Regions from separate parts of the Homo sapiens genome. Here region 1 is linked to region 2. Evidence: read pairs that join two places in POLR2A ChIA-PET (ENCODE). Cell type or tissue: PC-3. All regions are shown on one strand. Each heading gives the region's core, and the rest is flanking DNA. Links, peaks and the distances in the headings are about the cores only.

Evidence for each region. ChIA-PET counts read pairs that join two places held together with the same protein. Peaks named below come from ENCODE experiments on the same cell type or tissue, not always from the same donor. Only the 100,000 strongest peaks of a DNase experiment are listed, where the experiment ranks them.
Region 1: POLR2A ChIA-PET joins it to region 2 with 5 read pairs; 4 of 35 experiments call an interaction of 5 or more read pairs at or near these places.

What each region holds. Positions count from the first base shown.
Region 1 is chr5:92,945,752-92,961,523 of GRCh38, forward strand. No RefSeq gene overlaps it. Among named protein-coding and RNA genes, the nearest start is that of LINC02058, 14 kb to the left of the region's middle. In PC-3, for the core only: no CTCF peak of the experiment used is centred there; no DNase peak of the experiment used is centred there.
Region 2 is chr5:93,010,238-93,026,009 of GRCh38, forward strand. No RefSeq gene overlaps it. Among named protein-coding and RNA genes, the nearest start is that of LINC02058, 78 kb to the left of the region's middle. In PC-3, for the core only: no CTCF peak of the experiment used is centred there; a DNase peak (open chromatin) is centred at 7,834; H3K27ac peaks cover 500 bases.

The sequences.
Region 1 (15,772 bases), core at 2,858-10,857, 65 kb before region 2:
ACTGAAAGACAGCACTATGCACTCACCATGTGGGCTCTCTGTGCTGCCAAGAGCTGTTTATAAAGTGGACTTAACTGAAAAATGGGTGAATATTTGACTAGTGGTTTTCTCTCTGATGTCTGACAAAGACAAAGTACAAAGGCTTGATACTCCTCTGATAAAGCAAAAAGGGAAATTTATTATTTGTATTTAGCAAAGCATATAGGGGAACTTTGTATTCAAATTATGATAGTGACCTAGGTCTTAAAATTTTACAGTAAACAAATGTAGACTATGAGAGAAAATTCTGCTCAGTGTATGGGCTCAGCTATGAGACCACTTATATTTAAAACCCATTCTAACACTTGCTAGCTTTGTGCCTTGAGAGGGTCCCTTTGAATTTCAGATTACTCATAAATAAAATGAGAATCATAATGATGTCTAACTCAGGATTATTGAGAAGATTAAATTAGCTCACCTATGTAAAATCCTTAGTAAAGTGCTTGCCAAGTGACCAGTAAATGATAGCTCTTCTTATTCTGTGTATATTGAATATCCTCTCTGGCACTATTCCAGAAAGATCTACCTCAGTTTGTTTAATATTTAGTGCTTTGTTAATACATATAATGTGTTTAATAAATCAATAACTATTAGATAAGCTAAGATCATGTCTACAATCAGTCAATAAATAAATGTACGTCGAGTACTTTCCTTGGGCTAAGAGTACAATGGAAATTGAACAGTAAATATATGGACCCTACCCAAAAAGTGCTTATTAACTGAATTAATTTGTGACCAATTTCAGAGAGTAAAACTTTATGTTAAAGTAGGTAGTACAAAAATCTATAAGAGGCCCTGTGCGGTGGCTTACGCCTATAATCCTAGGCACAGAGGCCAAGGCGGGTGGATCACCTGAGGTCAGGTGTTTGAGACCAGGCTGGCCAACATAGTGAAACCCTGCCTCTACTAAAAATACAAAAATTAGCCAGGCCTGGTGCCGGGCACCTTTAGTCCCAGCTACTCAGGAGGCTAAGGCAGGAGAATTGCTTGAACAGGGGAGGTGAAAGTTGCAGTAAGCCGAGATCACACCGCTGCACTCCAGCCTGTGCGACGGAGTAAGATCCTGTCTCAATAAAACAACAACAACAACAAAACTATTAGAGTGCAGGGTAAATCAGTGAGAATGAGATGATCAGAGAAGGCTTAAGGGAGGAGGTAGAAAATAAAGGACACCTTGGAGGATGTGTATGATTACGACAGACGTCAAGCAATGAGACATACTTTCTATTAAAGGAAATGATGCTAGCAGGATTATGGGTGAATGCAGAGTATATTTGACATTGGCTTGACTAATATGAATGGAGTTTTAAAAATATTTTTATTGATACATTATATTTATACATAATTATTGGGTACATGTGGTATTTTGTTACATTCTTGAACTGTGTAATGATCAAGGCAGGGTGTTGGTGTGTCCATCACCTCAAGTATTTATCATTCCTGTGTTGGGAACATTTCAAGTCCTCTCATCTAACTATTTTGATATTTACAATACATTATGGTTAACTACAGTCACCCTACTTTGCTATGGAACATTAGAGCTTATTTCTTCTATCTACCTGCATTTGTACTCATTAACTAAACTCTCTTTATCCTCCTTCCACCCCCCCCCGCCCCACACACACACACACTCTTCCCAGCCTCTGGTATCTATCATTCTATTCTCTTCGTTTATGAGATTAAGTTTTTAAGCTCCCACATATGAGTGAGAACATGCAATATTTGTTTTTCTGTTCCTGGCTTATTTCACTGAACATAATGACGTCCATTTCCATCCATGTTGCTGCAAATGACATAATCCCATTTTTCTTTACACCTGAATAGTATTCCATTGTGCATGTAAACCACATTTTCTCTATCCTGACGTCTGCTGATAGAGATTTCGGTGGATTTCACATCTTTCTTATTGTGAATAGTGGTGTGATAAACACACAAATGCAGATATTCCTTTGATTTACTGATTTCCTTTGGATAAATACCCAGTAGTGAGATTACTGGACCATGTGGTATTTCTTTTAGTTTTATGAGAAATTTTCATATTGTTTTCTATATTGGCTAAACTAGTTTGCTTTCCCACCAACAGTGCATGAGTTACCTGTTTTCCACATTCTTGCCAGCATCTGTTTTTTTTTTCTTTTCAATAGTAGCCACTTCAACTGAGGTATAATGATATCTCATTTTGGTTTTGATTTGCATTTCCCTAATGATTAGTGATGTTAAGCATTTTGTCATATATCTGTTGGCCATTTGTGTGTCTTCTTTGGATACATATCTGTTTGTGTCCTTTGCCCACTTTCTAATGGGAAATTTTCACTGTTTCATTGTTTGAGTTCCTCATATATTTTAAATATTAGTCCCCTGTCAGATGAATAGTTTGCAAATATTTTCTCTCAATCAACAGGTTGTCTCTTTACTCTATTGATTGTTTTCTGTGATGGGAGAAGCTCTTTAGTTTAATATTATCCCATTCATCTATTTTTGTTTTTGTTGCCTGTGCTTTCAAGATCGTAACCATAAAATCCTTGCCTAGACCAATGTCCTGAAGTGTTTCCCCTATGTTTTATTCTAGTAGTTTTATAGTTTCTGGTCTTACATTTAAGTCTTTAATCCATCTTACATTGATTTTTGTGTATGGTGAGAAATAAGGCTCCAGTTTCCTTCTTCTGCATATGGATATCTAATTTTCCCAACCAGTATTTATTTATTGTCCTTTTCCCAATGTATGTTCTTGGTGCCTTTGTTGAAGATCAGTTGGCTGTAAATACATGAATTTATTTCTGGGTTCTCTATTCTATTCCACTGGTTTTTGTGTCTGTTTTTATACCAATACCATGCTGTTTTGATTACTATAGCTTTTTAATATATTTTCAAGTCAGATAGTGTAATGCCTCCAGCTTTTTTTCTTTTTGTTCAGGATTGCTTTAGATATTCAAGCTCATTTTTCTTCTATATAAATTTTAGGATTGGTATTTTGATAGAGATTGCATTGAGTCTGTAGATTGCTTTGGGCAGTATGGTCATTTTAACAATATTAATGTTTCCAATCCATGGGCATGAGATATCTTTTTATTTGTTTGTGTTGCCTTTGATTTCTTTCATCAGTGTTTTATAGTTTTTCTTATAAAGGTCATTTACCTTCTTGGTTACATTTATTTCTAGGTATTTTAATTTTTTGTAGCTATTGTAAATGGGATTGCCTTCTTGAGTTCTTTTTCAGCTAGTTCATTATTGGTGTATCAAAATGCTATTTGTTTTTGTATGGTAATTTTGTATCTTGCAACTTTACTGAATTTACTTATCAGATCTAAAAATTTTTTTTTTGCTGGAGTCTTCAGGCTTTTCTAGATATTAAAACATGTCATCTACAAAGAGAAACAATTTGACTTCTTCCTTTCCAATTTGGATGCCTTTTATTTCTTTCTCTTTCCTAATTGCTCTGGCTAGGACTTCCAGGACTATGTTCAATGGGACTGATGAAAGTCAGAATCCTTGCCTTGTTCCAGTTCTTACAGGTAGGTTTTCAGCTTTTCCCCCATTTAATATAATTTTAGCTGGGCTTTGTTATATATGGTCTTTATTGTGTTGAAGTACATACCTACTATACTTAATTTCTAGGGAGTTTTATCATGAAAGAATATTAAATTTTAGCAAATGCTTTTCCTGTGTCTATTTAGATGATTATTTGACTTTTGTCCCTCATTCTGTTGACATAATGTATCACATTTATTTATTTGAGTATGTGGAACTACTCTTGCATTCCTGAGATAAATTTCATTTGGTCATGATGTATTATCTTTTTGATTAGCTGTTGGATTCAGTTTTGTGTTTTATTGAGAATTTTTGCATCTTTGTTCATTAGGGATATTGACCCATAGTTCTTTTTTGTTGTGTCCTTGTCTGTTCTTGGTGTCAGGGTAATCCTGGCCTCATAGACCCAGCTAGAGGGTATTCCCTCCAAATTTTCAGAATAATTTTAGAATTGTTGTTAGTTCTACTTTGAATGTTTGGTAGAATACAGCAATGAAGCCATCAGTCTTGGACTTTTCTTTACTAATAGACTTTTTATTAGTGAATCAATCTCATTGCTTGTTACTGTCTGTTAATGTTTTCTATTTTTTCCTGACCCAATCTTGGTAGACTGTATGTGTCCAGCAATGTATCCATTTTATCTAGGTTTCCCAGTATGTAATAGTCTCTGATGATCTTTTGTCTTTTTGTAGTATCAGTTGAAATGTCACCTTTTTCATTTTTGATTTTATTTCTTTTAGTCATCTCTCTTTATATCTTGATTAGCCTAGCTACCAATTTACTGATTTTGTTTATATTTTCAAAAAACCAACTTTTCATTGAATTGATCCTTTGTATTTTTTGTTTTAGTCTCTATTTCATTTAGTTCTGCTCCTATCTTTATTATTTCTTTCCTTCTACTAGTTTTGAGTTTGGTTCATTCTTGCTCTTCTGATTCCTTGAGGTACATTGTTAGGCTGTCTATTTGGAATCTTTCTTCTTTGATGTAGGCATTTATTGCTGTAAACTTCCCTCTTAACACTACTTTTGCTATATCTCATAGGTTTTGGAATGTCGTGTTTCAATTCTTATTTGTTTCAAGAAAATTTTTAATTTCCTCCTTAATTCCTTCTTTGACCCAAAGGTCATTAAGGAGCACGTTGTTTAATTTCCATGTATTTTGTACAGTTTCTCAAATTCTTGTTATTGACTTCTTGTTTTATTCTACTGTCGTCTGAGAAGATACTTGATGTGATTTCAACTTTTTAAAAAATTTTAAGACTTGTTTCATGCCTAACATATGGGTCTATATGGGATAATGTTCAATGTGCTTGTATTAGTTCATTTTCATACTGCTATAAAGAACTACCTGAGACTGGCTAATCTATGAAGAAAATAGGTTTAATTGATTCGCAGTTCTGCAGGTTTAACAGGAAGCATGACTGGGAGGCCTCAGTTAGCTTACAATTATGGCAGGAGGTGAAGGGGAAGCAAGCACCTTCTTCACATGGTGACAGGAGAGAAAGAGAGAGAGATACCAAGGAGGGAAGTGCCACAAACTTTCAAACCATCAGATCTCATGAGAACTCACCCTATCATAAGAATAGCATGAGGAAAGTCAGCCCCCATGATCCAATAATCTCTCACCTCGTTCCTCCCCCCAACAATGTGAATTACAATTCAATATGAGATTTAGGTGGGGACACAGAGCCAAACCATATCAGTGCTAAGGAGAAGAATGTATATTTTGAAGCTATTGGGTGAAATATTCTGTAAATGTCTGTAAGTCCATTTGGTATAAAGTGCAGTTTAAATCCAGTGTTTCCTTGTTAATTTTCTGTCTAGATGGTCTGTCTAATGTTGAGAGTGGGGTGTTAAATTCCCCAAATATTATTGTATTGGAGTCTATCTCTCCTTTTAGGTCAATAATATTTGCTTATATATTGGACTGCTCCAGTGTTGGGTACGTATATGTTTAGATTGTTATATCATTTTATTGAATTTATTCCTTTATCATTATACAATGACTTTTTGTCTTTCTTTTTTTCTAATGTTTTTGAATTAAAGTCTGTTTTACCTGAGTATAGCTACTCCTGCCCCCTTTTGTTTTGTGCTTGCATTGAATAATTTTTTCCATCTCTTTACTTTCAGTCTATGTGTGTCTTTACATATAAGATGAGTTTCTTGAAGACAATATATAGTGGGGTTATGGTTTTTATTTTTTAATCCATTCAGCCAGTCTATATCTTTTAAGTGGAAAGTTTTATCCATTTACATTCAGGGTTATTATTGATATGTGAGGGCTTATTCTTATTGTTTTATTAATTAATTTCTGGTTGTTTTGTGTATCCTTTGTTCTTTTCTTCCTACCTTATTTTTATCACTGTGGTGTGGTGGTTTTCTGTAGTGGTAACACTTTAGTCCTTTCTCATCCTTATTTGTGTGTTTGCTGTACCAGTGGGTTTTATACTTTCATGAATTTTGATGATGGTAGATGCCAACATTTTGATTCCAGATGTAGGACTCCCTTAAGTATTTTTTATAGGGCTGGTCTAGTGGTAATGAATTCTCTCAGCTTTTGCTTGTCTGGGAAAAACTATTTCTCCCTCATTTATGAATGGCAACTTTGCTGGGTATAGTATCTTTGGCTGTCAAGTTTTTTCTTTCCACACTTTAAATATATCATCCTATTCTCTCTGGGCTTGTAAGGTTTCTACTGAGAAATTTGCTACTAGTCCAATGGGGGTTCCCTTATAAGTAACTATATACTTTTCTCTTGCTGTTTTTAGAATTCTCTTTTTTTTGACATTTGACAGTTTTACCATAATGTGCCATGGAGAAGATATTTTTGAATTGCATGTTTTTAGGTATCTTTGATCTTTCTGTATCTGGATGTCTAAATCTCCTGCTAGTCTTGGGAAATTTGTAGCTATCATTTTATTAAATAGGATTTCTATCTTTTTTGTTTTTTCTATGTGTTCTGGGACACCTGAAAATTTGAATATTGGGTCACTTTATTGTGTTCCATAGTTATGTAGGCCTTGCTCATTCTTTTCAATTCTTTTTTATTTATTTGTGTTTGACTGGGTTATTTCAAAATACCTTTTTTCAAGTTATGAAATTCTTTCTTCCATTTAATCTAGTCTATTATTGAAGTCTTCTAATGTATTTTGTATTTCACAAAATGAATTCTTCAGTTCCAGAATTTCTGTTTGGTTCTTTTGTGTGGCATCTCTTTGATAAATTTTTCATTCATATCCTGAATTATTTTTTTGATTTTTTTATTTTATTTTTTTCTCTATTCTCTTGCATCTCACTGAGATTTTTTGGAATTATTTTGAATTATTTTCCCCAGGTTTTATAAATGTGTTTTTGATTGTAGTCTGCTATTAAATTATTGTATTCCTTTGGAGGTGTCATATTTTCTTGCTCTTTTATGTTTCTTGTGTCTTTAAATCAATATTTGTGCATCCGGTATAACAGTTGTCTCTTCCAATTTTTTGAATTTGCTTTTGTAGGAGAGAAGTTTTCCCTGAAGATATATCTGTGGTGTTGTTTGAGTAGGGTACATTTGCTTTGATTCTAAGCCCATGCAGTAGTGTAGTCTCCATATGATTTCTTCAGCTATAAACAGTGTCAGTGATTTCCTCAGTGGCTTAGGGTGTGGTTGTTAGTGAGGCTATGTGAAGTTTATCTGAGCATGTGGATGTCAGGTGGGTTTGTCCTTGTGCTCCAGTCATGGCAGCAGCAGGCCAAGCATACTTGTCCTTGGGCCCTAGTGTAGCATATGCTGTAACCAGTGTTAGCAGGACTAGGTGACCTGATTCTTGAGCTTAGGTGGTAGTAGTAGCAGCGATGGGCCAGGCAGGTGAGTGAATTCTCTGGTTCCCAAGCAGTCTGCACTGATGTTGACAGTGGCTGCAATGAGCTGAGTGGGCTAATCCCCTGGCCTGCAGGTGGCACACATGCAGATGGATGCCAGCTGTGGTAGTAGAGGTAGGTTGGGTGGGACCAATCTCAGGCCCCCAGGAGATGTACGCAAGCACTAGTGATGGCGAAGTGGCCTACGTGGTCCCCATGTCCCCAGATGGCATGCTCAGGCACTGGGGAGACAGAGTCAGGTTAGGTGGACCTGTCCTCAGACCCCCTAGTTGTGCATGCAGGTATTGGCTATGGTAGGCAGGGACACAGTGATCTCCACACCACCAGCAGAATAATCCAGTGGGAGTGGCAGAAGCTACACTGAAGCCCTGCTACTGGGGAGGGTGACATTGCTTTTAGTGGCAGCAGTACATTTAGGTGGCTGGGGAGTTCATCCTTCTCTCATGCTTTGGCCCTGGTGGTGGCAGCCAGCAGCATGATGGCTGTGGGTTGGGAAGTTTGTTCTTAGGGCACATAAAAATTCATGGTGGCTCTGCTTCTGGGGGGGAGCAGCGCCCTTACCAATGGCTCACACTTCAGCGTTGGCATCAGCAGTCAGCTATAGTGGTGGCCATGGGCAAGGAATGTTAATAAGGCTTCAGGGTTGTGGAGATGAAAGTGCTGTTGGGTCTCTGGGAAGAATGTGTTCTGGTAGGGGCTGGGATCTCAATGTGGTATCTTACTGTAGCTGAGTAGGACTCAGGGGGCTGGGAGGTACGTGGGACATGGTGTGAGCTTCCTCCTAAGAGCAGTGCCTTCACACAGTATTCAGGCATATTCCTATGTTAGTCTCTAACATTCTAAGTGTGATTATCTACTTACTTACTATTATCTACTTACTTACTATTCTTACTATTCTGGTTATTCTTTGGGGATGAGCTAAGTACCAGATGCCTCCAGTCAGCCATCTTGAGCCCCTTTCTTTATAATAAGAGCTGCTATGACAAGATGCATTGAAAGCAATATTCCCTTAGCTCCCAACTTGCTCAACCCAAAAGAGTAATGCATGTAGTTCTGAAGCTGTGAAGTCAAAGATTAAGATGTTGGCATCTTAATCTTGTCTCATGACATCATAGAAATGCCTTCTTGTTGTCTCATTACATGGTAGAAAGTACAAGAACAACAACCTGTGATTGATGTCTTTTGGAGAAAAAAAATAGACAATGGTATTCTTTTGTAGAGTTGGGGTAGGCAGTGGAAGACTTATGAGCCAGAGGAGATTTTGCTTCAAATACTATGATATAAGGATTGTGTATTATTAAATGAGGTGATGTAAACAGTGTTTTATAAAGATTGGCCTTATTAAGGCATCCAGGCAGATCAAAATCAGAAGAGAGTAGAATAAGTAGACTTGGAAGATACTGTAGTTATCTATATGTGAAATTATGACATACTAACTTAGGATGCAAAAGAGAAATGGAGGCTTCACTGTGAGTGAAACAGGAGTCACTAGAGAATTTTGAGCAGACAAGTTATAGGATCTGACTTATCTTTTAATAGGTCACTCTGACTGCTCAGTTGAGAATAAATGCAGAGGGTCAATGGGGGATCAGGAATACTTGGTAGGATATTATTTAAATAGTTCAAAGAGAAATGATGGTGGCTTTGGGCCCCATGATATTGGAAAAGGTGAAAAGCAGTTGGAATGAGTGTATTGTATACAGGTTTTTATAGAAAGGTGTCCTAGGCAGTTGCAGAGGGCTCTGCACTTAGTTTAATGCTCTGCTGTCACAGTCTTGAAATTCTTAGTGATTTTTGAATAGATAATCCTACATTTTTATTTTGCATAAGACCCCACAAATTATGTAGGCAGTTTTGATTGTGAATGTAGATATGACAGGATTTGCTGATATATTGGAGGTGGGATTATGTGAGAGAAAAGAGAGGAGTCAATGATTGCTCCAAAATGTTTGCCCTGATCACTTGGAAGAATAGGTTTACTAAGATGGAAAAGAATGGAAGACACAAAATTATGGAAGAAGGATCAGAAGCTTGATTTTGGATCTATAAAGTGTGGGATGTCTAGAGCATCCAAATAGAGATGTCTGGAGTTTGAAGGAGCATTTCAGGTTGGAGATGTAAGTTTGGAGTTTTCAACATTTGAATGGTAATTGGAGCCATAAAACTGAAAGAAAAAAAATCCACATATGACGTGTAAATTATAAAAGAGAAGTCTAAACACTGAGCCTACCTCCAAACTATAGGTGTCAGGTGATACACACCAGCTTAGGTGACTGTGCAGGATCAACCAGAAAGATACCAGGACATTCTAGAGAAAGAAATCATATCAAGTTTCAGATGAGAGTAAAATGAGTCAGGATTTGACAACTGAATTAACAACATGGAGGTCTTACCTGATAGCTGTTTTCTTGGAGGAGTAGAGGCAAAAGCCTCATTAGGTTGGATTAAAGAGAAAGCGGCAAGAAAGTTTGAAAACAAAAAGGATGAATAACTCTGAGGAATGTTGCTTAAAGGAATGGAAGACAAAGGGGTGAAAGGAAAAGTGAAGGTTGGTACCGCAGTGAAGCTAGCTGGTTTGGGGTCAAAAAATGAAATGTGATTTTTAGATTACCAGTTTGATTTTAGGCACATGGACCTCAAGATTGTGATGAGCTATTTAAAAGGAAATGTCCAGTAGACATCTAGAAAGATGAGAATTGATATTGTCTGAGAAGATAAAATTGAAATTATCCGTGGTTTAGACTTTATTCACACAAAGGCGCTATTTGGAGCTGTAAAAATAAATTAACCTGGAATAAAAGTGTAAAAAGAACAATAGAAGATTGAACAAACCAATGTTCTGAGTAAGGTAATAAAACAAAATGAAAAGCACTGGCCTATATTCCCAAACTTAACGCCATTTAGGCATAGCTGAATTTCCATTGGCAAATTAAGGTAATTATCTGAATAATTAAATATCCACACAAAAGCTTTAGTATAAATTAGCTAGATCTTTTATACAAAAAGAGTCTCTATTATATATGAAAAACTCTATTATTGGATTCATTTTGTCAGCTTTTCTCAGTTGACTGACACAGACTGGCTACAAGTGATTTACCTTCTTTAAAAGAGGCTATTTAAAAATAAAACAAACTAGAAATCACTACCTGCTAACTGACCTCTGGGACGTTATCTTGATTTGGATTTTTTTATCTCTAAAATTGGGATTTTTAGCATAAGGTGAAGGAGCAAACAAGACAACATAATTTGGGCTAAAGCATCCTCTTTGTTTATGCAAGTATCAATGAAGGAAACTGACCAGCGATGATTGCCTTTTACCAAGGATCTGGCAAAATCTGCAGTTCTTGCCTAATGGGCTTTGTAAATTTTAAAACAAAATCAAAGGGGTAATAGCTTTCTTAGCAAAAACCTGCCACACACATATACACAGAAGAAAAAAGGAAGGCCAGTCCAACAGCCCTAGAAGTGAAGTAAAATCTGGGCCTCTTTGATTGCAGAAGAATAGTCAATCACGTTAGTCACTGAAAGGACGCTGAAGACAGCAGGCTAACACCTTAGTAGGCGCACACTGCTTAGAGCAAATAGAACAGTTCAGATTTGGGGCATTGGATGTTCATGTTTTCCTTTGTTTTCAAAGATGATCACGCTGACAATGATTATTGTCTAAGGATCATAATCTAAGAAGCATTATATAGAAACATAAGAAATGTCACATTGGAACTGACAAATGAGCCTTATTACAGCTCTGACAGTGGCACCAAGGGACATTTTGTGGCACAGCGTGAAAGTTACTCTGGCAACCAACAGAATATTACTACTTTTTCACCTCAAAATTCTCCCCCCGCTTTTTGAGGCGCTTCAGTAAAGAGCTCAAGAAGAGGACCTGGGAAGCCAGCCAGAAGAATGTACTTGGCGTATCCCTGCTTCCTCTGTGCCTGGGGAGGTAGGGATGATAACAGCTTCACTTGTGGGGTGGAGGGTGGCAGGAAATCTTTACAGGAGAAACCAACACATCAATGTTCTTCGAGGCACACAGGCAGTGTTCTCTAAAATGTCATCATCTAAGCATAGGTGGTATTTATTGTTTTTTTGGATATGCAAGAAGATTTCTCAAACTCATATTTCTCATTATCTCTCTAACCTTGGCCTGTGCATTCACCACATGCGCACCCAGCTTTTCTCAGAGTTCCTCACCTGGGCCACAGAACTCAGAAAAAAATAATTCAGGTGACAAAATTGCACCATTTTAGAAGCAAAAGAGACAAGTTCATTTACTTCATGCAATGGATGCTTTAGGGTTTAGTGCTCCTGAGGAAAGCTGGCTGGACTGTGATTGGGGGTGAGGGGGAATCCCAGCAGATTTAATCACAAATGTCAGGAAACAGCAACTTTCTTTCCACTGTGTCAAGTTGGAATGATGTAAACCTGGAACCGGTGGTGAGTGTGTTCCTTACCTACATGGAGGGTGTCTCTCTGCATAGGAGGGAAGGAGACCACTTTACAAGAAGCAGAGAAGAACAAGTGAGAGAAGGGGAGCTAGAGCCAGAGCAAGAGAGCTAGAGCAGCCTGACAACATTGTTTGAGTCTCTAGGTCCACAGAAGCCAAATGCAATCCCACACTGAGTTCACTGGTTACATGAGCCCGTGGATTTTATTTTTCCTAAGACTACTTTGCATTGGTTTCTATCACATGCAAATGAAGACTCCAGAATAATATCATAGAAATGTATTGTTGCAATAAACCAACATATAGGAAAAAATTTAACCTTTAAATTCTGAAATCATCAGATTAAAACAACAAAGATGTGCTTTCTTCCTCTTGCCCTAATTTCCTTTTATTAATAGTAATAGCTATAACATTTTATGTACCTACTATGTATACGCTCTCTGCTAGGCTCTACACAATAACAAGCCTGTGGCAATTCTATAAAGTTAGAATTACATCTATTAGAGTGAACTAAGGTTCAGAGAGATTATGTAGTTTGTATAAAATTACAACTCTAACAAATTCTAATCAGAGATGAGATTTTTGTCTTAGCTTTATCATAACCATTAAATTATAGAACTCAGCCAATAGGTATTAAAAATAAGTATATGTATCATGGTAGCTATCAGTCTTCTATCTGCCACTGGGTCCTTTCATATGTACATGGAATTCTAGACATCCAATGCCAAACTCATCTCAGTCCCCTCCCCCACCAAATCTGCCCCAACAACCCCTCACTTATTCTGAATCTTAAGGGAAATGAAGGTATCTACTCAGTGTTTGAGCCAGAATCCTAGAAGTCAGTCTCATTCCTCTTTTTTATTTTTTGAAGAGTAAAGCAGTGTTTTTTTTTAAAACTTCTTATTTATTCATTTATTTTTGTTTTATTTTTAATTTATAAATAATAGTTATACATACTTATGGGGTACAATGTGATGTTTTGAAATAGGTGTACATTGTGAAATTATTCTATTAAGCTAATTAACATGTTCATCACTTCACATGCTTATCATTTTTATAGTCAAAACATTTAAAATCTATTTGCAATTTTGAAATATACAATACTTTATCATTAATGTTTCCTCACTCTTAACTTCCACAGTTAACCCTTGAATCTATCAATTCCACCTTGCCAAAAAGTTCACATCTACCCTGTTTTGACAGTCATCAGCACACAACTGGGTTACTCAGATCAGACTTCCTTCCTGGTCTCTCGAAATCTAATTTTCCCCACCCAATTCCAACCCTTACCTTCAACTTACCTTTCATTCTACTATTAGAGAGCTCTTTCTAGTGTGCAAATCTGATCTCCCCCAAACACTTCAGAGGCTTCTAATGACAACAGACTCCATGACATACTAAAAACCTTATGAAGGGGCCCTGCCTATCTATCCAAATTCATTTCTAATCATTTCCCCTTCATGCTTTAAGCTCCAGACGCACTGAACTCATTTCCTACATACCCCATGCTCTCTTATGCCTTCCGCACTTTTGAAATTCGGTTCCTTCTGCCTAGAATGAAAATTTAGGAGAAAACTCCTCAGGTCTCAACTGAAATGCTACCCCTGAAAAGCCTTCCATGTCACTGCTCTCTACTATAAGCCTTCTAGTGTGCCCCCAATCAATCTTGTCTGGTCAGTAAGGAGTGACCTCTTTGAAGTCAGGAGATATGCCTTTTCTTCTTGGTTTTCTAGAACCCATCTCAATATCAGGCACTTTTATAATATTTTGGGGATAAGATTTTGAAAACATTAAATCCGTACTTTTTCTCTTACTAACAGCAAGCCAGAATGCTTAAAGAAGGGGATTTCAAACAAAGTAATGGGAGAAAAAAGTAACATGGCAGAGGCAAGTTCCCACCTAACTGGAAGACAAAAGAGAAAATTACTTTCATTCTAGAGAGAGAAGAAAGAACCTGAGATCAGGACTAAAAGCCAGGCTCTTCACTAAAGGTCAAAATTCAGAGTGGAGGATTATAAAACTATCTAGATATAGTGAGAGGAAGGTAACTATCATGACACTATGGAAGCCACAGATAGACTGAAGACATCTGCGAACATTCAGGGTAGGGATTGTCCTCTCTTTAGTGTCCCATCAGAAGCAGGGATATCAACTCTTTATACTGAAATGCATCATCTTTATAGACTAACTGTATCAGATTAAGATCCCTAAAGCAACCAAAATGTAAGAGAATTTGGGAGATGGACTTTAGGGGAACGCTTTTGGCTCTTTTAATAAAACACATAATGTAAGAGAACAGAGAGGTAAAACCATAGCATGTGGGGAAATTTTAAGTTGAAAAATTCCAGTCACCACATTTAGCCATGATACATGTTTGGATACTGGTGATCAAACTGACATTTTAAAAAGGTTTGCTTTGTAATGGCTACCAGAAATCCCAAGAACACTTGGCTTATATTTATAATTATCATGCAGCACTTTCCTACTAAATTATCAATATAACTAAAAATAATTGAGAAAAGTTAATTACATTTATTGTAAAATATTTATGACTTATTTTCAGATCTCCCTATTTTTAATGTCAGCTGATCTAAACAAACACTCCTAATTCCCCCTCAAATGATGCCAGTTTAAAACTAAACTAGAATATTTGTTTTAAATGATCAAAAATGATTTCTGTAGAATTGGAATGTGTCTTGTTAATATAGAAAAGGTTTTCTGTGATATTTTGCTGGCTGCTTGAAAATGTGTTATCAATTAGAAATAGAAGTTTCATTAGAGAGACTTGGAATAACAAGCAGAAAATGTTATTATCCCCATTACAACTTACTACTGAAGTTTTTTATTTAACTAAAGTAAGGCTCAAGTCTTTGTAATCAAATCTAATCATTTCCTATGCCTAAAACCTATACTGACATTAGTAGTTCTATAAAAATTTTTTGTACTTCCAAAGATAACAGGTAACTTAAGAGATAACTAGAATGCTAATGGCCATTTTCTATAGTTTTACCCTTAAAAAAAATCACTGTACTATCCATAAAGCAAAACAATAAAGTCTATTTGAAACACTCTTATTTCTAGTGCTCACTCTTTAGATATGGCCTGAGGTAGAAATTTGCAATGCTTTCCATTTAAAATATTTTTATTATTTATAGCATTTTTCTTCCAGATATTTGAAAGCATGATAAAAAAAGCTTTACTTTATACAGCATTTACTGGGCTAAATAGTATTTGAGCTCAGCACAATTTGCAGTTCACTTAAAAAACAATGTTTTGTAGTATTGATGAGCTGGTTGTTTCTTACAACCTCAATCCCACTTCCCAATAAAATCAAACAGTCCATGCTCAGTCAACAACCGTGTTGAAATGGGTGTCGGTACAAATACCTTTGTTTAGTTGCTTTGGATAGACTTTAAAATTCATTTGTGAAAACACAATGTCATGGTGGTTGAAGGCTTGAAATACTGTACCCTCACATTTAATATTAAATTGAACATTTCATTTTGTTTGGAGAATTTAAACAAATAATAGAACACATAATATTAAGATTATATTTAAATAACTTTATACCTAAATGTGTTGAATATGTTTTTATATAGCCACTTTTTTAACACTGTGTACATCTTTATTTTACAGTGTTGAGTGACTGAATGAGCTGGGTTACACAGGGTATTTAGGGTTATTATTTTCAAAAGAGAAGGTAGAGAAGAAAGTTCTTAGTTTAATCAATGTAAAGTATCCTTCATTAATACTTCCAACACTTTCTGAAGTAGTTAATGTTCTAATATCACTGACGCAAAGGGAAAAAACTGTAAAGTCAGACAAGGTGAATGATTTACCCATGGTCTCACAAATGGTAGGTGTTATAGGCAAAATTTGAAGCTAGTTGTGTCTAAA
Region 2 (15,772 bases), core at 3,409-11,408:
TTTTATTTTATTTTATTTTATTTTATTTATTTATTTATTTTGAGACAGATTCTCACTCTTGTCACCCAGGCTGGAGTGCAATGGTGAAATCTCAGCTCACTACAACCTCCAACTCCTGGGTTCCAGCAATTCTCCTGCCTCAGCCTCCCGAGTAGCTGTTGGCACTTGCCACCATGCCGGGCTAATTTTTTTTTTAATAGAGACAGAGTTTCACCATGTTAGGCTGGTTTCGACCTCTTGACCTCAGGTGATCTGCCTGCCTCAGCCTCCCAAAGTGCTGGGATTACAGGCATGAGCCACTGCACCCGGCCCCTTCAACATATTTTAATTCTTGTTCTCTAAATCCTATAAAACATCCCTATTTTATATTTTAATGGAGAGTTTTCTATCCCTAACATCTGCTATCTAGCTGTAGCAGATTCCCACACCTTTCTAGTGGAAACAATCCTAATGAAAAGTGTGGTCCGTTTCTGAGTTCACCAGATGAAATGTGAATTCAAACAGCCACTTCTAATCACTTGCACAAGCAAGGTTTGTGAAACCCTTCTGCTCTGCCTGGACTCCTGTTTTTCCAATGTCCAGATCAAGTAGCATACAAAGCCATAAAAGTATTTGATATATGGATGTTCTCAGAGTCAAGCCATGGGCCCTGTCATTAAAAACACATGTTGTATTTGTATTTAATTTCCAAACACAGTTTACTTGCAGGTAAGCCAAGTTCATTGCATGGAAAAAACACAAAAAATAGAAGATACAAGATGAAGAGAGATGAGGATGTACATTATGATTAGAAAATATTTATTTTTTTATGTTAGTCCAGATTAATTCATGAAATGTTTCCTGTACTAACACTGAAGAGGAAGAACAAAACAAGAAGTTTACAACGACCTGCAGGCAGCAGCATTTCTGCATCTCTCTTTTATTAAAGCATCTTAGCTATCAACTAATAAGAAGTGTTCTCCCATGAAACTGCATATTCCTCAAATTTACTCTATTGAGCTAGTACTGAAAGGCAGATTTCATAACACAAACATCTTGACATCTATATTGTTAGTTTAAAGATATAAATTGGTACAAGCCTTTGGAGAGGTAACTACAAGAAAAAAAAACACTCCTATGCAGATTTCTGAATTAACATCATAATCATACTCCTAAGAACTAAGATTTTGAATTCTTAATACAGATCTGGAACTTGGCTAAATGGTTTACAAGTGTTATTCCGTGATGCGCTGCTGGTAAACCCCCTGTCTGGGAAGGAAAATAAAAACTCTACTTTGCAGCATTTGTCAATTTCCATGGTGTAGATACTATCCCCATGGCCAATTTTAAACTACTAAGGTTTTAACAACTAGCTTGCAATATTCCTGAACCATTAACAATTGGCTAGCTCCAGAACATCATCACATTGTTTCTGCAAAACGGAGCTTTACACTAGGAATTATTAATCCCTTTTATAGATGTTTAAACTGAGATAGAAATTGGTGATTTGTCCAAGGTCATACTTTTAGTTGGGGGAGGGTATTGTTTTCCTTGCTTTATGCTTTTGCATATGTATTATAATTCTAATCTTCTTCAGAGAAAAATGCAAATTAGCAACCAAAGAATAAACTAAATCAGAAAGAAGAAAACACAAACCCAAACTTCCCTCTGGTGTGCTATTTGCCTAGAAAAACCTGCCACAGTAATGGATTCCAATGGGGTGTATAACACAGTAGTCAAAAAAAATACTGTAGCCTGAAAACAGAACTGACAAAGCTTTAGTGTATGCTTAACATCTTTTTCTTAAGTGTTTTTTTTTTTCAAGAAACTAAGTTTAATAGCTACAAAGTAAGAGTTAATCAAGGGTCTAAAGTTGATGAGTTCATAATGTGGTGATAATTGGTTGAGAAAAAGTGAATAATTTATCCTGTAATTATTAATCATCATTTAGTTGCAAGTATCATGCTGCAATATTAGAAATATTTCTGTGAAAGAACAGAATTAGTAGCTCTCAGAATTAGTAGCCAGAAAAAAAGGAGATTTAGAGAGAACTGCATGAATGCTTTTCCCATATTAATTATAAGCATTATTCTTTCAAGGAATTTATGAAAATTAAGCTATTTCAGAAGAGGTCTAATGTAGCAGAAAGAAAAATACTGAGCATATAAATCACTTAGCACCAAAACCTAAGTTTTGGTTCCAGTATTTCTACCTAGGATCTGTATATCCATAAAAATTGCTTAGCATTTTCCTGGGCAAAAAGAGAAAGGAATTCTTATCCAGATTCAAATGATGTAATGATAATAAAAGCTTAAATTTTTTAAACAATTTGAGTGTGCCAGGAACTGTGCTAAGTGATTCGTTCGCATTAGTTCACATAATTCTCTTAACTCAATTAGTATTAATTGGGTTACTATCTCATTTTACTGATGGGAATCTGCTTTCCTTAGAGCACAGCTAATAACTGGTAGAAGAAGGACTCAGAGCCAAGGCTTCTATCCTTTATCATCTACCACTCTACACTTTGAATATATATAATGAAAGGGAATGGGCTCCTCGAAAACTGTGGTGACTTCATCATCTCCGAAAGGTTGTGATTTCTTGAGATCTGGAACTGTGCTTTATTCCTGTCTATATCCCTATACTAAATGCATGAAGAATGTAGGAATGAATTAATGTATTACAGATGATGAGTAAGCAGCATCAATACCATACTATGAACACTAACATAAACTGCAAATCTTAAATATGTGTGTGCTTTGTTAAATGTTTTGAGAAAATCGTGCAAGTTCCAAAGAATTGGATTTAGGCAGTGCTTGGTAAGGTAATTAATAACATGTTACCACTTACATTTTATATGCCAATGTATTTGTAAGGGATTAATTTGTAACCATTTTTCTCTGGAATTATAATTGAAAAATTCTTGCTTCGACTACATTAGAAAACATTTATTTATAATACCTTCCGTTCTCAAATTTCAAACATGTAAAATTTGACTTATTTCTATCTCTGACTATCATAGCCATTTACCATGATAAGGAATCATATCACGATATTTGGTAGAAACAAGATAGTGTTTATTGTAGCTGTCCAAATTAATATTAATTGTCATAAAGAAACTACCTCAATGGAATTTTGCTTAGCTTCATTTCCTTGTTTGATTTCTTTATTTCTAGAATTGGGATTTATCTTTTTGAGCTAATGAGACCAACATTGCTAGGATGATCTCTATTTAGAACAGCTAATATTTCTATTCCACTGTCACATCCCACATATATGAAACCTTATGCTCCAAATCACAAGGGAGATGAGTACAATTCATTATCTCATAAAAACAAAAACAAAAGCTAACAAACAACACATGTCCTACCATAATGGATTAAATTGGCATGCTTGTTTTTAGAGAGCAAAAAAAAAATTCAATTTTATGAATTGTTGTAAGCTTTTAAAAAGTACTAATTTTTTCCTAAATTTGTATAGTCTTCTGTGAAAACTCTTTCCTCCCACATGATTACATTTTCATGATGATTTCCGATTAATCTTTTCTCCACTATTCTTATCATATCCTTTTTCATGGGCATTTTCTTTTCCTTCTACTCATTCCATTTGACTTGGGGTAGCAACAGTACCTCACTTTTCTTTCTTGCTTTGGCTCCTTACACATTACATGGCATAAAGTAAATATGCTTAATATACATCACTGGAAAATGTTAAAGGCTATTTTCTCTGTTCAACTCCTCACTATGTCATCTGGCATTGCTTAAAAAGACAGAGAGGGTAATTGAGAGGGAAATAGAGAATGTATGTTCCTCTCTTTGGCCCTTATGCATTTATTTTTTAAGTTTTTTTTTTTAGCATCAACCTGAGCATTGTCAGACATAGAACTACCAGTTAAGTCAAATAGAGCCCCTTCAAGAGATACTTTTTATATTTTTTATTTTAATTTATCTTATTTTATTTTGAGGCAGAGTCTCGCTCCATCGCCAGGCTGGAGTGCAGTGGTGCGATCTCGGCTCCCTGCAACCTCCGCCTCCTGCGTTCAAGCAATTCTACTGCCTCAGCCTTCCGAGTAGCTGGGACTACAAGCGCCCGCCACTACGCCCAGCTAATTTTTGTATTTTTAGTAGAGACAGGGTTGCATCTTGTTGGCTAGGATGGTCTTGATCTGTTGACCTCGTGATCTGTCTACCTCAGCCTCCCAAAGTGCTGGGATTACAGGTGTGAGTCACCACGCCCAGCCACAAGAGATATTTTAAAGTGATAAACATGTTTATTTGTTTCACTAGAGTAACTATTTTACAACCTATATGTATCCCATAAAGCCTTGTCGTATACACAATAAAAATCTCTTTTTCACAAAAGAGAGAATTTTGAAGAGGACATTTTTCTTCCCTCAATAACTAGCAAGCATAATTTATCAACTGGATGGGGAAATGAGTTAAGATAAACCATAGAGATCCTTGTATTTTATAGAACCAGCAACACATAAACCTACCCCTTCTTCAACATTTAGTCCAGTGGGCATGTTCACAAGCCACATAGACACAAAAGGTTAGCACATGCGTTTTCTCAAACTTCTTACACTTTACCTCACAGATGGACCATGAATGAAAGATTTGTGCTACCTCTTTCTTGACAAAGTGGATCATGGGCACTCTCATCCTAAAACTCTCTCCTTCACAGTTGGCACACCTGGAGTATTGGCCTTCACTGAACAAATCATGAGATTCTATTGCAGTCCACTAGATTCATAATCTGGCTACTCCCAGAGAAAGAATCTAACATTTAGTCAGCTCCCACTCAAGAATAACATAATTACAATTTCATATTTTTGTGTAACCCCATTTGGCTAGATTGAGAATTCTAAACTCTGGTTTCCCCTATGACTCAGTCTTCAAAGACTTGAAGCCATTTAGAAAACACAAAGATTTAACCTGAGCATTGTCAGACATAGAACTACCAATTAAGTCAAATAGAGTCCCTTCAAGAGATATTGTATTTTATTTATTTATTTTATTTTATTTTTTATTTTTTTGAGACGGAGTCTCACTCTGTCACCAGGCTGGAGTGCAGTGGTGTGATGTCAGCTCACTGCAGCCTCCGCTTCCTGGGTTCAAGCAATTCTCCTGCCTCAGCCTCCCCAGTGGGGTGGGGGGGCCGTGGCGGGGGGTATTGCAGCCAACACGATATCTTTGTGGAGTTATTTGACTTTGTCAGCACAGTAAATAAGGGAGTGTGATGGAGAACAATTGGGGTATTTTACCAATCCCTTAGAGCTTATCGTACTCCTAGGTGGCTGCTCAGGGAAAGAACTCAAAGGAAGCTGAAAAGACTGTTTACTCAGTCAGTTAAAATGACCATCCTACAACCCAGGCATATCTGGAGCTCCAGAGAAGAGAGAGGGCCCATCTACTCCAAGGGTCTCTGGCTCTGGGCATGGCCAGCACCCTAGGCATTAGAACTATAATCTGATGAGAGAGCTGCAAATGAATGATTCCCATTTTGGCAACTTTGTAAAGGATCATAAAATATTGTTGCAAGGGAAACATCCTGGCTGGTTAGCTGATTTCTTTCCAGCCTTTCCTTGTATGATATTATTCATCAGACTAAAAAGAATATAAAACAGTGAAGTGAGATAGTCAGAGTAAACCAAGAAGTGACCCAGCAGAAGACCCAGCAGTACAGAATGCTGGAAGTCAGTTCTACCAGAATAGTTTCTATCAGCAAAAGACAGTCAAGTAGACTTCATTTACAATCCCTGATTATAACTGTAAATAATAATGGAACCAAGAGAAGCAATGGCACATCAGACATTGGTATAAGGCAGCAATGGTGCCTGAATGACAGGGGCTTCCTTGTTTCAATCTATCCATTGACACATCAAGAAACACAGTATGCCTTACATGTGTAGACCTGAGGGGAAATACTTTCTAAATTGCTACACTCAAGAAAAGCAATGATAGTATACTCTATAAAATAACATTTCATAAATAAGCAAACAAAAATAAAGATAATAAAGTTTTAGGGTGGGGAGAGAGCATTTCCATCAAGAGTCTTCAGAGAAGGACTCATAAATGAAGTAGAATTTAAGCTGATCTTCACAGGTGGACAGACACAAAGAATGAGGAAATGCATTAAGTATGTTTCAAGAATGTTAATGGCATACAGAAAACTAGAGAAGCAGGAACATATAAGGCATATTTACAGTATGTGTGGAGGGAGTGAGGATATATATAATGAGACATATACAATGATATGTATCTATCAATGATCAATATATATAAATGACTTCTCTTTCTGTTCCTATTCTGTATTCCTTTTCTTGGCTGTGGCACCAATTGTTAGCTTTGTGACCTTGGGTAAGTTACTTAACTTCTTCTAGTCTCAGTTCTCTTAAGTGCAAGATGAAAATAAAAAATGTTCCTAACTCACTGAGTTGTTATACAATTGAAAATAAATGCTAATAGGCTGAAAATAGTGAGTGGGCCATCTTAAGCACTCAAAAAATGTTTGCTCATTATTATTCATATTAGCTCCTCTAGGTTGTTTTCCCTTCATCCTCTTATAGTCCTTTCAATAGACTTTGAGCTCTTTGAGGACAGAGACTGTGTCTTATTTATATTTGACCCTCCGCATCTAGCATACTTCTGGGTGTGTGCCCATAAATGTCTCTTGAATTAACTGGTCCTGGGCTCTATGCATCTATATCCATATCCACATTTGTGCATCACAGAGTCTCCAAGTTCACATGCTTTTATTCCAAGGCCTTCTATTTCTGGGCTGCACTATGCTCTCTTTCTTTTCCTGGTGTCACAGGGATTGCTTCTCTGTTAATGCACTCAGTCTAATTTCTGTTATAGTCCATGCTGTTAGTTTCACCTATGGAATTTCAGAGCAGATAGAAATGGTGATCTGTAACCAGTAGTCTATGGTTCTGGCTTCTGACCTCCCAGTTCCATATAATAAGTTAAGTCTACTCAAATGTGAACCTTAATTTTTTTTTAAAGAGTACCTAGTTAACATGCCTTGTAAGTTCTACTCCCAGTAACTTATATGTCCATTAAAACCATTAGTTGCCTAAAAGATATACAGTACCATTATGCCTGCTTAAATCCTGGCAAAGATCAACCAACATCCACATACTCTAGAGGGTTATGGCTAAATTAAAAGATTGTTCCCTTCCCCAGCTACTTAGATTACCAAAAAAGATAGCCATGTAAGATTACTTTGCCTTTTCTGACTTTAAAAAGTTGCCTGCTTGCTACCTTTTTTTATCTGAAGCCTGTAGGCAGATTCTAATTTGGCCCTGCAAAAAAATCTGTTTGGCCCTGGGCTGAGGGAAGATGTTAATTTTCATGACTGTTTTAGAACACATCAAAATTCAGTATGCATTTTTTTCAGGATTTCAAAGCAATATGCTTAAAACATGCAATTTAGAGCTAGAACATATAGAGCATTTAAAAATATTCAGGTTTTACCAAGAATCCATCCGGTCTATTATTACAATAAGTAGGATACAAAGATATCTTTATCTGGTTGTGAATGAAACTCTATCTACATAGAAAAAAGTTCAAAGTAAAAACTGTAGCTTTTTGAATTCTACAGAGGTTCTCTAGGATGGACACTGGAAATTTGGTGTAGTTGAAATGAAAGGGATCATAAAATTGAATATGAATATGCATTAAGCCCTCCTTTAAAAATAATTTTAAAAGAAAATGGTGTCTAGCCTTTAACATCTGTCTTTAATATATCTTAAGTAACACTTTTAGCTTGGTCAATAAATGTAACTAAAAATGAGTGAGCATATGACTCATCCCACCATGAATATGTGTTAAGACAGACACTGAGCACCTCCACGGGCTTCAGCCGCAGTATTTGTGTTCCCTTATGTCATGCAATGATGACTCCTTCCTTCCTGAGACCAGCAGGTAAGAAGAACTTTAAAAAAATGGCCCAGATGGACTGAATTTGTAATTCTTCATCTCACAGATGCCAAAATGCACTTCTAATTACTATTAATGAATTTGTTCCTTTGAGGTTCATACTGTCCTGTTCTTCGGGAATGATAGAAGTTGGAACCTCAATGGAAATGTGGCTACAGATGTAGTTTTGAGATGAACCAAATTAAGGTTGTTGAAATTTATTCAGTCACTTTCTGCTTCTCCCACCCAAAGTCTACATGTTTCTAGTAGCAAAATGGGATCAAATGAAATATTAAATAGCCTCCTATCCACGTAGAGACTTTGAGGAGTCTAATTTAAAACAAAAGTGGGAGAGAAATGTGCAATGATAATTTTCAGGCCACTTTCTTGGGTGAAAACCAGCTGCTTTTGGTTTTGGCCTCACTCAAAGATAAGAGACATGAAATCCATCTTCATGTGGCTTCTGAAATTAAGTGACAACTCACAGCTTTTCAGAGGCAACTGGATTTCTAGCTTGCATTTTTTGCACAGGAGTCAGCCATTGCTGAGGCATGCACATTGTTACTTCCTAGAAACAGATGCTGTATGATTGCAGCAGTTAACATTTCCTGAGAGCCTACTGTGTGCCAAGCTCTCTGCTAAGAGCTTTGCAGATATCAACTCATTTAATCTCACAATGACCAATAATGTAGGTATCACTGAAACCCCCATTGTAAGAAGAAGGAAGCTGAGGCTCTGAAAGGTAAGTAATCAAACGAATCACAGATAGTGGCAACAAGCAAAGCTGAGATTCGAACTCAGAGAGTCCAACCTCAGGGTCCTCACTTAACTCTCACACTGTTGCCTCCCTTCCACTGCACTGATAGTATCAGAAACTAAGAGAAATTTTAACTGGCTTAAGTAACATAACCGAATCTAAGGAAGTAAAATTTGAAAAGAGAGGTAGCAGGATGTAACAACCAAAGCAAAGGGTGGGGATAAGGAGGCTTAGAAACAGCCTGCACAGGGAGGTTAGTTGACAGACAGCTAAAATGAAGCACACCTAAACAAGGTCAGCCAAAAGAAATATTTCAAGATATTTGAAAAGCAAAAATCAAATGACACCATAAATCTGTGAACCCCGGGAAACACAGCATCAGGGAGATGCACCCAGCATGCTACCAAAGGAAATAGAATAGCACCAGGGACACCTATGCAGGAGATTATGCTAGTGGCTACAAGAGCTTCAGACTGTAGGAGGTAAAAAATCAAGGTACCCACTGGATTGACATTGATCCTAAGCACTCAAAACCTTTTTGAAGTTTTCTTTGGAACTGTTTTCAAAGTTCATGGTGGAAAGTCATCATCCCTTGAGAGTGGATTCAATACTAAGAAACAACAAAACTTGTAGCGATTGCAGTGAAAATTGTTTAAATGACTAAGCTGAATAACATAAACAAACAAACAAAAATGGAGTGGCTGTAATATAGTCACACTTATTTTCTTGAGTGCATAATTAACAGAGTATAAAGATAGGTCCCAAAATATTTTGAGCATCAGTTTTATTGTTGGGATAAGTGGCTTTCAAAAAAAAAAAAAAAACCAGGCACTGGAATTTTTATGTTCTGGTATACTTATTTAAATATCCATTTCTTACATTTTCATAATTCATGTACACATTTGATCCCAATCTGAAGTAATTTACTAAGTAAATCTTTAAATTATTTGTTTCAGTTTCTATAAAATTAAAATTGAATTGGACTTTATTTAGTGTACAAAATTGTGTTAGTTTGCTAGGGCTGTCTTAACAAAATACCACAGACCGGGTGTCTTAACAACAGAAATTTGTTTTTTCACAGTTCTAGAGGCTAGAAGTTCAAGATGAAGGTGTCAGCAGAGTTGGTTTCTTCTGAGTCCTCTCTCTGTGGCTTATGATGGCTGCCTTTTCACTGTGTCCCCACATGATCTTTTTCTCTGTGTGGCCACGCCTCTGGTGTCTCTTCTGAGAGTCCTAATCTCCTGTTATGAGATTAATCAGATTGAATAAAGACCCACTTAACAGCCTTATTTTAACTTAATAACCTCTTTACAAACTCTGTCTCCAAATACAGTCATTTTCTTGGGTACTGGGGTTTAGGGCTTCAACATATGAATTTGGGGTTAGGGAGAAGCATAAAATTCAGCCCATAATAACAGTGGTCACCAAATAAGGAGATCCATTCTGATTTAATTTTAGGCAGGTTTAGTTTACCCAGCAAGTGATTCGTGCCACACAGGCTTAGAATATTAAAGATACATAAATAAATAAAGATAAACTGAAATAAGACTGAAAGTCATTTTAATTAAACAAATAATCCCCTAGTATTATGCTTTCAAGACACTTGCATTATTTTCTTTCTCTTTGTTTACCACATTCTGGACAAAAGACAGACCCATTGGATAGATCCTTGAAATCGCTCAAATTCTTTTTGAATGCAATTTTTGAACATAATTTTTGTCATTGAGAAGCTATGGTGTTCTGGGCACTATGGATAGATCTTTTAAATACATTACTTAATTATCAAACCAGCTTTATGAGATAGGGAATATTATCCCCATTTTACTAATAAAAAACCTAAGGGTTAAAAATTTTAAATAATCTGCTCCAAATCACATGCTAGTAAATAATAGAGCCTAGATCCAAAAACAAGTCTGCTGGTAGCCAAGATCCCTGTTTTTACCAATAATGTAAAGTACATGAGGCTCCGGTGTCATCATTCAAATCTGGTGAAACTCAGTTCCATCAGATGAGATATTTCTATGACTGTGTAACAATATCAAGGTTATGGATGATATTACAAACATTCATTCGACATATATTTATTGATTAGCTAGGATGTGTTAAGCACTGTACTAGGCACTGAGGTTAAGATGATGAACAGGACACAACCTTTCAAGAGAAAATCTGGTTTGGAAGACAAACAATTCCAAGGCACAGCAATAAAACAGAGTAAGCCCTAGAGACTTTTATTCAATCAGTTGGCCTGCCTAAGGCATTATCTGATAAAAGTATAAGAAATCTTCTGGATTATAAAATACACTAACTACAACAGCAGTTCTTCCCATAGCACATGTGAATTTCATTTTAAAATAAAAAATAATTCAACAAATGGCAAGAAATCATGCTTGCATGTTCTAAATGCACAGTTATATCACATTCTATTCCAGTAAATTTCGACAAGCCTCAGCTGAATTGTTTCATTTAACTTTTACTATAACATTTTTACAAACCACACTTTCTGATCAATGATGCTTTGGCTATGGAGCTGAGTACATGGCAATACTTATCCTTCTGTACCTTGAAATCCAGCCCTCTATTTACCAAGCATAAAGGCAAATGCCAGTTAAACTACTTTTAGTTCCATCTTTCTGATGTTCAAGTGCAGGAACAATTATCTCCATCAATATTTAATGGCCTAATCCTATGCAGACAGTGCCACAAGTGTAGGCAATAGTCCCGTTAACATGCCGTTAATTTTCAAGCATACAGGCAGAAATGGACTATACAGTTACTGAGAATGCACAGCGGTACATTTCCCTAAGGTAAAATTCTTTCCACACCCTCTGGTCTACCTTCCTTGATAATAAGGGAATTAGAAACATTTCAGAGTTGTGTTCAGTGGGTTAAGCTTGTGCACTCTTTAAAATTCATGGAGAAAATGAAGCTTTCCCAGTTTTTCCAGTTTTTAAATAACAAGGTTTGTGACTCTCTAATTCAAGCTAAATATCTCATGATCCCACCTACCCACAGTTTTGTTTGGTTTGGTTTGGTCCTTTTCTGAGTTATTGCTTTAAATAGCCATTATTACAGAACACATGTCATTGTCCAGGTACTTGAAATCTAGATTGTGGATATCAATTAGAAATATTCCTATAAAATATGAGATATTGTTGCCAATGTAACAAAAGTCATAAGAAATTTTAATGAAATACACATAGTTTTTACAACTACAACATTAACAGGGAGAACTTCAGTAACCTAAATCATTTCATTAAGAAGGCCAGAGTGTGGACTGTGTGTGATTAGCTCTCTTTTCCTTCTGTTCTCTTGAAAAGACTGAAGGCTGGAGACAGATGAGGGGCTGGGGGGTGGGTGGGGGGTGGGTAGGGGCAGGAGGGGTACCACCATATAAAACCATCCTTTGAGAGAAAAGCAACTTAGAGCGAGTGTAGGCAGAGAAATCATGATCTTTGAATCTTGATTCAAAGAGCAAGAGTAACAGAAGAAACAAAAGATCCTTCTTAATCTGTTTATTCATAAGCTAAGTACGTTCCTGGGAGCTGTATTTGAGAATAAAGTCTGCATTATCTTCCTTATGATCTCAAGGTGACCTCAGAAATTATATAACCTCCTCTAAGTCTGATACAATTAAGTTGTAAACCTAATTCGTTAAAATTGTCTACTGAATAGAAAATTTCTGCAAATTTCCCACTTAAATATAATTTAATATTAATAAAACTGTTTTTAAGATACTTGCATTTTTTTCTTCCTTTGCTGTACTTCATAAGTCTTGAGATTTTCAGGAGTTAAATAAATATCAAATAACTAGTCAACATTAAAGATCAAAGCTTAAATACATTTTCCTAAATATCAAATTAGCCATTGTTGTCCAGTTGCAGAAAGAGCAATACAGTTTGAACAGTTTGGAAATATGGTTGACTTGGGTGAACACGGTAATAGACACTTTTTACAGATTTAAGGGAAAGGGACTTCATGTCTTTATACAATTTTCTGGTTCTTGTAAAGAAAAGTGCAGAATGTCATTGTAAGAATATTTCTTGCTCCTTTGCCAAATACAGTTCTTAAGTACTATGTTTATATAACCATCTGTCATGTTTACACAGCAGAACTCAAAGACAGAAATCTCTCATTTGTCAGAAGCATGGTCATGCCCATAAGCCTATCTATTATATAAATTATTTTGGAGTAGATTAGAATCTTTCACTATGTTCATTAAATTAAAAGTAGGGTTAGGCCTAATGCAAAATGGAAAAGCAGATGACTGTTTTTAAAACCCTGCCTCCTTCCTGCTGCTCTCCATTGGGACTGCTTATTGCCTGGTATTTTTCACCGTACACTTCATCTGGATGAGGTTCCTGCCCATGGCCTTTCCTTCATTCATTCGGCAAATATTTATGAACACTCACTCTGTGTAGCTAGGTATTGTTCAAGCCAGGTATGTGGGTGTGTCAATGAACCAAACAGAGATCCCTGGCCTCCAGAAGCTTACATTCTAAGATGAGAAACAGTAAATAACTATAATAAACAAGTAAATTGTATGAGATGTTAGAAGATAGTATGGCTATGAGGGAAAAAAATAAAGCATGGTAAAGAAGATGAGTTATGGGCAAGGGATGGGGAGTGGAGAAAGAGGATTGTGCTTTCAAACAGGATGGTCAAGATAGGCCTCACTGAGAAGGTGGCTTCTGAGTAAAGAAGTTAGCCATGCAGACGCCTGGAGGAGAGTTCCTATGAGGAAATGACCTATGCCCCAAGACCATAAGGACAGGGGATGCTTGGTGCGTTCCAGGAACCACAAGGAAGTCAGCATGGCTGAAAGGAAGTGAAGAAGAAGGAGAGGACTAGGAGAAGAGGGAAGAGGAGAAACAGCCTAAGGGAGGAGTGGGGATCCTGGGATCTTCCACTGGGAAGACTGGCTTTTAATTTGTCTTAAATCTTATTCCACAAATTTCCATGCTTTAAATCTCAGAGCTGACTAATCTGAATGATATATTTATGTATTCATTCATTTAATCCTGTATTCATTCATTCCACAAATATTTAGAAGGGCATAAGCATCATGATAGGCAGTAAGGAACAGATGTAATTCCTGTCCTCAAGGAGTTTACAATCTAGTGAGGAAGGCAGCCAGCAATCTGATAATTAAAGGAGGAGGGCTCTGAAGACATGGAAACGGAGGTGCATGGTGCTAGGGGAGTCTGGATTAGGAGAACTTGACTTAGTCATAAATTAGTTCAGGGAACACTGCCCTGAAAAGGCAGCAATTAAGTGAGAAATGAAAGATATATAGACACTAAGTAGGTAAACTAGAGAAAAGTACTTCAGGTGAAGGGCACAGCAAATATAAGTTTCCTGCAGCGGGTGGAAGCAGGGTGATTGCAGGAGATTGAAAGAAGGCAGAGTGGCTGGAGCTCACAGAGCCGGAGGAGAGCAGTAGGGATGAGGCTGGAGAAGTGAGCAGGGAGGTGGAATTGAATGTGCTGGGGCTCAGAGCCTGCATTAAGCAGTTTGTCTTTTTTCTAAGCCCACTGGGAAGCTGCTGAAAGATTTTAAGTCAGGTAGTGACCCGATCAGATTTAAGTTTTAAAGATCACTAATCCATATTGAATATGTATTAATGAGTTTATGTATCTATCCTCTAGATAATTTGTTTGCATTTTAAAGAAGGCATTCTAGAGATAATCCTGAACTCAAGAAGGTCCTGGTGGGAATTTTAAATATTGTAGCAAGCTGATGAGAGAAAACAAGTTGGGTAGGGAGATTATTGAGCAACCCATCAATTAAGTCGGGGAAAGAAGTCAGATTCTATGTGTTAAGCCTACAAAATATGGCTTCTGTTAATCTATTAAGATGTCACTGAAGAACAAAATATTGTTTTGGTGTGAATACTAAATCCTTTTCATTTCTTTGATAAGCACTTTGAGGCCTGGTCATGTTAAATGACTTTCCCAAGGTCACAGAGAAATTTTATAGCAGTTTTTCCAGTTTAAATTGCTTTTTTAAAAAAGCATAATGGGCAAATTAATTTAAGACTCAAACTGAAAGGTGTGGACATCTTAATAACTCCCAATTCTTTTGTTTTCACTTCTAAAACATTATGGAACACTTATGTCCATATAGCCTTAAAAATCCTGCTGTTCTCTGGGCACAGTTTATAAATCCCAGTCAATAGTCTTGTCTGCAATATCTTTCTCACAGTTGTGTATTGAGTTTTCTCAAATTAGTCCTCAGAGGGGAAGCTGTTTGGTATGTACCTTTCCTCTTTCCAGCCTTGAACGCAATCCCCTCCCACCATTACCACTGCCATACACATTTAGTTCAGTCAACAAGTATTTATTGAAAATCAACTATATACCAGTCTGATAAGGTCAGATGATACAAAAGTTTTCTCCAAAAATTCAGTAAGATGGAGGCAACTGGCAAATAAATGAATGATTGAAAACAATGTCACAGCTTCTCTTTAGAGCTGGACACAGCATCCTGTGGACCTAAGTCTACTTTGGAACAAGAAGTATTCATAGAAATGACCTAAATGACCAGTTCTGATAGACTTTGAAGAGTTTACCCACCAGACAGGGAGGAGAAATGTTTCAGGCTGGTAGAACTACACACGCCACTTCACATAGTGTAGACAACTATGGCATGGGGTATCTATAGGCAAGTAAGATGACTGGACTACAAAAGTAACTAGGACACAAATACTAGAGGAAACTTTATGCCATCCTAAGAATTTAGAGTTTTCTCCTTAAGGCAATAAGGAAAACCTAAAGGTTTTTTTAACTGGTGTAAAGTAAGATAAAATGTAATCAATAAGATTTGTCTCCTTGATACAATTTACAAATATTGTATTCCTGGCTTAGTTATCATATGCTTTATATATTTTGGGGAATATGGTCATTATGTTCATTGAGTTTGACAACTAGATTGCCATTCATCTTGAATTGTCATTGTCCTGAAATATGAAACGGCCATCGTTTTATTTCATACTGGCCCACACTAGATCACAAAATTATTCTTTATATAAGTAACTTGACATTAGGCCTCAAGGCAACATGATTTCTTCAGAATATCAAAAGGTACACATATAAACTGAAAGAACTGTGCCCAATTT